Regions from separate parts of the Mus musculus genome. Here region 1 is linked to region 2. The links are chromatin loops, found by intact Hi-C in ENCODE. Cell type or tissue: heart. All regions are shown on one strand. Links, peaks and the distances in the headings refer to the core of each region. The heading gives the core; the rest is flanking DNA. Region 1 overlaps Kalrn (kalirin, RhoGEF kinase). Region 2 overlaps Kalrn (kalirin, RhoGEF kinase).

The links. A loop is a pair of places that touch in the nucleus more often than their neighbours do. Peaks named below come from ENCODE experiments on the same cell type or tissue, not always from the same donor. Only the 100,000 strongest peaks of a DNase experiment are listed, where the experiment ranks them.
Region 1: it touches region 2 in a loop (5-fold over the local background); 2 of 42 quality-filtered maps call a loop at or near these places.

Annotation. Positions count from the first base shown.
Region 1 is chr16:34,491,254-34,495,645 of GRCm38, reverse strand. The region is part of intron 1 of Kalrn (kalirin, RhoGEF kinase); the gene reads left to right. Among named protein-coding and RNA genes, the nearest start is that of Kalrn, 21 kb to the left of the region's middle. In heart, for the core only: a CTCF peak has its summit at 1,664; a DNase peak (open chromatin) is centred at 1,635.
Region 2 is chr16:34,371,930-34,376,321 of GRCm38, reverse strand. The region is part of intron 3 of Kalrn (kalirin, RhoGEF kinase); the gene reads left to right. Among named protein-coding and RNA genes, the nearest start is that of Kalrn, 140 kb to the left of the region's middle. In heart, for the core only: CTCF peaks have their summits at 2,617 (motif pointing left) and 3,656; a DNase peak (open chromatin) is centred at 3,891; H3K27ac peaks cover 384 bases.

The sequences.
Region 1 (4,392 bases), core at 73-4,072, 120 kb before region 2:
GAGCGGCTGAGGTAGTTAGAACTCTTGAAGGGGCTGGTAGATAGAGAGTAGATCCCAGGTCAAATGTTAAAGAGAGTCCTCTTTTTAGGCAGTAAAAGTGATTGTAGCTGCCACTTCAGAAAGAGTGGAGATAGTCCAGGTCTGAAACATTAAATTGAGAGAATTTATGTCAGAGATAAATTATAGTCATCTGTAGGATGTAGTTTTTATTACCCTGCTTTAAGCTCTGGGTGGACCATGCTACCAGGCCCTCCCAGGTTCCCTTGAGTCCTCAGATGAAACACACACACACACACACACACACACACACACACACACACACACCACAAATGCCAGTTAATCTTAAAATGCCTTTGCTAGCTCAGTGACTGGACACTCCTAAACTTCCCCTGTTACCCCAGGTGTAATCTGATAGAGGGGCCATTGACCACTCCAGCTGAAAACTCCCATAGCTGGTTGGTTTTATCTCTTGCTGTTCACTTCTGGCCATTCATCTGGAAGGCAGGCACCCATTGGTACCTGTTTGTATGATGTGGGGAAAGGCAAATGGGTATAGGGACATCATGAGCTCTCTTGCACATATGTTCTTCTCTAGACAATATTCTGGGCATCTCGGAGAGGGTCACTGTGCATAGGCTGAGGGAGCTGCTCTCATTAGGGGCAGATGGTGCTGAGCTTGTGAACACAGAGTGGGGAAGATGGACTAGGCTGCTCTCAGGGCTTGATGGGGTCTAGTGAAGACTCCTAAGGACTCAGGATGTTAGGCACTTACAAAGTTGGGATTTGAGAGCCTTGGAGCCTATGTGCTTTACACATTCTTTACCAATGGGAGGCAGCTTCAACCAGAGGCCAGCAGGTGTGGTTGGCAGGATGCTTGAGAGCAAGAGCAAGCCCTGGGAATGTGCAAGTATGAGGGTTTTTAAGGGCTGAGTTACCACAGGAGAATAAAAGATCTGAAGCCCAAGCCAGTGCTCTCTTGTCTCTGTTGCGGATACTTATTTGGTTCAGTTAGAAAAGTCCTTGATTATGAGGCAGTGTAACTTACTCAACAAATGCCTATTGAATAGGAATAACCACACAAGCTCTTTTATGAGCAAAATGGAAACAGTGATGAAGGGAAGGGATGCATGGTTGGAAGGTACCATGAAAGCAGCGAAGAAAATACTCTCTGTGGACTTGGACTTAGATGATCTTAAGGATGAGAGGGAAATGGACCTATGAAGGCAGAGCACAGAAGAGAGGAGAGTAGGGGAAATAATGTTCACGTGAAAGAGCTATGTCTGTATATATTATGAGTGCGTATGAGGAAAGACAGGAATGAGACAGAAAGCTGGCAACACTGGCTGATGGAGACTAGGGGCTTTACCCCTATTGGGCTGCCATTGGGAGATCCCAGTAAGCAAGGCAACGTTGCTCAATGTCTCCTGGCTGAGGTCACTTAGTCGCCTGGGTGTTAGCAGGGCTGCAGGCCATGATTGTTTCAATATGTTCTCTTCCTGGCCTTCTCAAGGGAGCAGTGGTAACTTTATTTTTACCCACCTCTCTGTTTTGGGTATATGCCAGCTTAGTAGCTCTGTGCTTCCAGTTGGGAAGGAACTTCTGTTCAAAGTGCTAAATGGGTGGAGTCTTTCCGCCACAGTAGAAGCCCTGCAGCACTGCTGCCCCTCCTGGGTGTTGACCTTGGCTGTTGAGGGTATGTTCCTTGATTTAATGTTTTTTTTTTCTTCCTCTGCTTTTTAAGTTCTGTCCTGGTACTTCTGAATAGCCAAGGGTTTCTTTAAGGAGCTAGAGCCAGGGTAACATATGAGTTGGGAGTGAGCAAGTTGTCATGGGAATGTAGGTCTTTACTTCAGTTAGATTTACTTTCACTTTATCATAAGTACCAGAAGCTTCATAAATTTAAATTGGTTTCTAGGAGCAGATCCAAGACCAGGAACATTTCTCAGTGTGGAAGAATAGGTTGTCAGCAAAGTTAGGGGTGCGTTTTTCAAGATAAAAATCTATTTATCTGGGTGTGGTACTGTATTGTAGAAGTGTAAGCCAGATAAATCCTTTCCTCTATCAAGTTGGTTTTAGTTGGCATTTTATCATAGAAACAGAGGCTCAAACGAGGACAGTGATTGAATGAGAATCTCAGTGTCAGGCACAGGTTACATCTCTATGATATATTAATCAGAGAGGCCCTGAGGCATCTAAAGCAATATAGGCTGCCATTGCTCCTGGCTGGCCAGCAGAACTAGATGGGAAGACTGGATTGTTAAACAGACCATACATACATGGGTTGCAGGACACAGAGAAATCACTCTTGAACTGACCAGTAATAGTGGGAAGGGTGCTTATGGTGGTAACCAACTTCTCCCTTGATTGGATTTGAGGCTTACTCAACAGGAAGGACTTCTTGACTGGTACTATAGGCTTGGTCAGAACTCATGGAGCTGCTGGCTGCTGAGAGAGTGGCCATTGGAAGGTTGTTCTTGCCCATGTGCATACGAGCAACATTAATTGGACTCAGTGGGTTAAAATTAAGATGTTATAAAAGAAGGAAGTGAAGTTGGAGGGAGATTTGCTGGGGAATGGGTCTTGAGGAGAGTTGGAGGGGCATAGTGAAGGGTGGATATGATCAAGATACATTTTATACATCTATGAAAATTTCAAGGAATAAATAAAAAATGAAGATAAAACTGTCTAGACCTTTTAATTAAAAAAAAAAGAACCTGGGAATATAGTCCAGTGATAATGATTGTATTATAACTTGGTTTTGTTTGTTTGTTTAGGATATAGATTCTTTTTATTTGCCAGAATATTATAGGAACATCTTCATATCAGCCCCTACACTAGTATAGCTAATGTTTTACAAATCAAGAAACTGAGGCAAACAGTCTAGTGTCATGCCCAAGTTGTTTGGTTTATATAATGCTGTGCATAGTAGGGTTCTAGCCTGGTTTTTTTTTTCTTTTTTTTTAATATTTTTTTATTACATATTTTCCTCAATTACATTTCCAATGCTATCCCAAAAGTCCCCCTTACCCTCCCCCCCCACTTCCCTACCCACCCATTCCCTTTTTTTTTGGCCCTGGCGTTCCCCTGTACTGGGGCATATACAGTTTGCATGTCCAATGGGCCTCTCTTTCCAGTGATGGCCGACTAGGCCATCTTTTGATACATATGCAGCTAGAGTCAAGAGATCTGGGGTACTGGTTAGTTCATATTGTTGTTCCACCTATAGGGTTGCAGATCCCTTTAGCTCCTTGGGTACTTTCTCTAGCTCCTCCATTGGGGTCCCTGTGATCCATCCAATAGCTGACTGTGAGCATCCACTTCTGTGTTTGCTAGGCCCCGGCATAGTCTCACAAGAGACAGCTACATCTGGGTCCTTTCGATAAAATCTTGCTAGTGTATGCAATGGTGTCAGCGTTTTTCTTAACCTAAGTAAGCCCTGTGTCCTCTGCATTCCAGCACTGGGGGCTCTGATGAGACGAGCTGGACCCTTGGTATTGGAGGTAGAGCCAGGTGGTGAGCTGTTCATACTTGTGCTGGGGTTTCTCCTAGCCACCAAAGCACCTGGGGCTGTGATCCTAGGCTTCTTTCTGCTTTGAAGCTAAGTCACCTCTATCCTTTCTGGAGTTCACATTAACATCTGCTCATCACCGAGTAGATCCCTCCTCTTGCTCTGCCATTCCATCTTCAGTCCTCTGCAGAATCGGGGGAGTGAAAGATGGGAGATCAAGTGACAGATGAAAGGTCAGAATTCAGACATCTTGGACTTCATTCTGATCTGCATAGTCCAGAGTGAGAGAAGACTGGTCAGTATATGGACAGGGGTTTTTCTGTGGTCCTGCTGCTATGAGCTAAGGCTATAGGGGCTATAGGAAAAAAACCTTTTCCCCTGAGCATATGGAGGGTGGAAGAATAAAAAGTTATATGTATAAAGAAGCAAAGCATCTATAAAGTCATCTCTGGGGAGAGAAGAAAGAGAGTGGTTTCAATGGGGGGGGGGAGAGAGAGAGAAAGAGAAAGAGAGAGAACATTGAGAATATTAAAGGTCACAGGCTAGTGATGTAATTTCTCTTTTTTCGCTATTGCTCTTTATTTTTGGGGACCGCATCTCACTGAACTTGGAGCTTATCAATTTGCCAAGAGTAGCTGTCAACAAGCTCCAGGAATCCTCCTGCCTCCACCTCCCCAGTGCTAAAATTACAGATGTGCTCCACCATGCCTGGCTTTTGCGTAGGTACTGGGCATCTAAACTTAGATTCTCATGCTTGCTTGACAAGCGCTTTACCAACCGAGCCATTTCCCCAACTCCTCTGTGGAGTTTCGTTCAGTCGTAAAGAAGAACAAAAGTACATCACTGCAGGAAAATGGATAGAACCGGAGCTTAGCACAGTGAAG
Region 2 (4,392 bases), core at 167-4,166:
GTCTTCCACGCGCCTCATAGAGAGGACACTGCCGCTGACCTTGTAGAAGGAAATCGTGTGCTAATTCCGAGGCAGAGTAGGCTTGAGAAAAGTTATGGACACACATGAAGATTCTGTGGGGGCTTCTAGCCCAGAAGAGCTGCCTTCTGCAGGAGTGTGGGTGTGCTCACCAACCCTTCATCTCCTGTGAACCACAGTGTGTGTGAGGGTTCACCTGGGTGACACACACAATCTCCTCAAACAGAAACAGCTGGCTGCAAGTGGCAGTTCTTTATCTTGCCTAATCATGGTGTCCCTTGAACTGTTTGGTCAAAGTTAAGGATAGAACTATACGTAAGTCATGGTGGTAAAGATACAGGATAGAGTACGCCTGTGGTAGATGCTGAAGGGATGAGTGTATATGTCTAATGTTTGGCCCTCTTTTTAAATTGGAAAGGTATATCTAGTGATTTTTTATTTAAAAAAATGAAAAAGTAAAAAATCTTTTGGAAAGCACTTATAGCTCTACCGCCTACAGATAATAAGAGTTAATGTATTGTTATGTTTCCTTCCTGTGTTTTAGAGCTTTGAAAAAAAATAGTGAATCATATCATTTACTCTATTTTCACTTCATTTTGTACCACAAAACAGTTTCTTAACACGGTAAAGTTGTATCATGGGATGTATCATATCTAACTAAATTAACTCCAACAGAAGTGTCTTAGGGTTTCTAATGCTATGATAAAACACCATGACCAAAAGCAACTTGGGGAGGAAAGAGTTTATTTCAGCTTATAGTTCCAATCACAACCCATTAGGAAGAAAAATCAGAGCAGGAAGTCAAGGCAGAAACCCGGAGGCAGAGAGTCAAGCACAGGGTTCCCGCTCACTGGCTTGCTCGAAGCTTTCTTGTATAACTCAGGACCACACACCCAGAAGTGGCTCCGCTTACAGTGGGCTAGACCCTTCCACATCAGTCATTGATCAAGAAAATGCCCCACGGGTATGCCCACAAGTCACTGTTATAGAACACATGGAGTTTCCTCTTCCCAAGTGAAACTAGCATGTGTCAAGTTGACAACACACTAAGCTAGTACAGTAGACGTCTAAATTATCCAAAACACCGTTGGAAACATCGTTACACATAAGCCTTTATCTGCATCTTCAGTGCTTTCTTTCTGTTTTTAATTTTTGAGATGATAATTACAATATTTCCCACTTCCCTCCCTCCAAACCCTCCCATAAAGTCCTCCCTCCCTCCCTCCCTCCCTCCCTCCCTGTTCAACTTCAAATTCATGGCCTTCTCTAACTGTTATCACACACATACACATACACATTCCTATGTATGACCTGTTCAGTCCACACAATGCTACCTGTGTGTGTTTCCCAGGCTGGCTATTTGGGACTGGTCAGCCAATTGGTGCATTCTTCCCTGGGGAAGGCGACTTCTTCAGCCCCACCTTTTCTCAGTTGCCTATAGATTTAGGTGGGTTGTTTTGTTTTGCGTTGGTTTGGTTTTTTTTTGGGGGGGGGAAAGGGGTGGTATAGATTTGTGGCAGTCATGGGAATCTTATAGTGAATAAGACAAATCATCACATTGCTTTCAAGATTCCTGAATTATACTCCCAGTGTGACTGGCTTCAATTTCTGATCCTTACTTTGGCATGAAGATTAAGGGCATCTGATCACCGCTGTCCAGGAAACACTGTCCAAACATTGTCCCCACCATTGTGAAGAAAACCTAGCACACATTACACAGCTAGGCCTGATCCTGGCTGTGTAAAGGCTAGGGGTTGATCACAGGACTTGTGCTTCTGAGTCTTCGAGGCAAAGGACATCCTTACTTACAGCATGGCCCCTTAACAGAGGCCTCACAGTAGTGTTCAGAGCTGGTGTGATATACAGCAAAGGCCAGATTTTTGTGTCCTTGGTGAATCTTTGGGTTTTTCTTTTTATCTTCTCTCTCTCCATTTCTGTTTTCATTTGTCAGCTAGCTGAATTGTCAATCCCTGCCTTGGCTCAGCGAAAGCTGCCAAGCTCTCTATGCCCAGCTGAACTAGAGACCTCATTTGCCCTCTATGGAGAATGTGAGGCATCCTGGGAGTTCAACTCTGGGTAGCTCGGGTGTGGTCTTTAACATCTCATTTAAGCTGCTGGAGTCCATAGCTCTTCCCGAGCAGGCTGATTAAGAGGCTGAAGTGTGTCCGCTGTAACCTTGATTAGGTAAACTTCAATGTCAGAAGAAATAAGACCCAGTGCATTCAGGCCTTCCTGACGTTCATGCTAGGTAATCAGGGTGATTTGAATTTAGCCAGGACTCATTCAGTGGGTGTGATGGAAACAAGGAGCAGCATCCTTGAATACAGATGCTGAGCAGCAGTAAGGGGGTTGCTTTTCTTCCTTGGCAACAGATTTGGTGCTGTTCCCTCCCCCCATTTCAGGGACATTGCCAGCACATTTCCCATTCATTACTTCCCAGAATCATCATTGGTTAGGTTTTTTGCTCTGCCCTTCGTTGGCCTTCAGAGTAGTGTATGCTCTCAAGCATCCACGAGATACTGATGCTCCTGGACACTGGTTTTATACAGAGGCTGCCTTCCTTAAAGACTTTTGGCAACTCAGGTATGCCGCCACCAAGTGGTAGACTACCTTAGCTCTGCTGGTGGGAAGGCGAGAGGCTCCAAATTGTAATGTTCTCTCCTTGGTGCATCAGGTCTCATGTTTGCCAGCTCTACTTTAAACACTTTTATTAAATACTAAAATTTAAGTAACCATAGATAATTACTGTTTGTCCACTACAACATAGGTTTACTACAAGTTTCCTCTGATAAATGTAGTAAATTCAAATAAAATACTGCATGTGGAAATGGCTAGCTTAGACATACAATCGCCAGCTGAAACTAGGCATTTTATAATGATGTTATTTGGGGGGAAATCTGCTTAAAGAACATAGCATATATGTAATAATCCCTACCTTTCTTTTATAAAATCGTATTTTGAGCAGCTAGAGAAAAGCAGAGCTCAGCCACCGGCTTGCCTTCCTTCGTAGCAGAGCAGAAGTCCCGTGCTACCTCTCAGGGCGCCCACAGCTTTCATTCACTCTCAGCAGCCAGAGCTGGAGAGAAAGGCTTCATTTGTCTTTTCAAACCTTTCCTTCTAAACACTGTTTTTCCTCTTTGCACTCGGAAGGCAAGAACATGGGAGAAACAGCGCTCCCCAGGGCGTTTCTGTGTGTTGCTATCCTCTACTGAGAGCCGTTTGCCCACTGTCTCATGATGTTCAGAGCTGCCTTAGATAAGATCTGTTCCACACTTCTCCCTCATCCGTCCAGTATTGGATGAACATAAATTGAAAAGGGCCATTAAGCCTAGTTTGCCACAGATAGCAGGTCTAAGGTCAAGTCTTTTCATGAGGTCAGATTGTCCATAGGACATGAGTCCTTATGAGTAGAAAGCGTTAGCAGGGTTCTTACTACTTGTCTCTAAGTTTGCAGAGCACCCAGGTAAAAGAGCCTCACTCCTAAACTCCTCAGAGCCAGTACTAGGGAGTCATGCCAGCCTGAAGTCACCAGACTAAGCCTCCTTCAGGACATCTCCTGTCCCCTGTCAAGCCCTTTTCCGGCGGAAGCATGCAGAAGCCTGGAGGCACAGGAGTGGCCTGTCTCCCTGAGGAGGTGCTGCTGCTCCTAAACTGAGCAAGGATGACAGACCGTTCTCCCAGAGCCCAGACAGAGTACTCTGTCGTCAGTGTGGTGACTCAGCAGGGACAGATATGTTTCCGGATAATATACTGATGTAATCCCAGTGTGTGTCCTGATGGCCCCGCCTCTTCTCTTCTCCCAGAGCCTCCTTCTCTCCTAACTCCCAGTTCTGTTAGGTCACTTGAGGACCACGGCTGGCTTGGAGAGCTCCAAGGCCCTCATGCCGGAGCATTTTCTCCCTCACATCTCTCATACTGTTCTGTCCACAGCTGGAATTTTATCTGTTCCCATCACCCGTCATTCGTGTGCTGGGTTTTGGCGTGGTGCCTGAGCCAAAGTCTGACCCCGGTGTTGTGACACACCCCATCCTGGTTCTCTGTGGGAAGAGAACATCCTTGATTTCCAGATTGGGATACCGGAAATCCAGGTTTTCTAACTGGCCAGCTGAAGAGAAACTCCGTGTAGTAGACTTGCAGTAGGGCCAGCCCTTCCTCACACTGCCCAGCCCTGACTACCATGGAGAACTTTATCCGTTCTGTGAGTTCTCAGGACAGTTGCTTACATACACCAATCCCAAGGGGTTTGTCAAATGATCATATGGCCCTTTCTGCTCAATTGCAGACTATTTGGGAGAGTTAGGGGGCTCCAGGTTTTGCCTTCAGGAAGGCTCATGGTCTGGTTGTATTTCTGGAATCAGGGGGAAATATTAAACC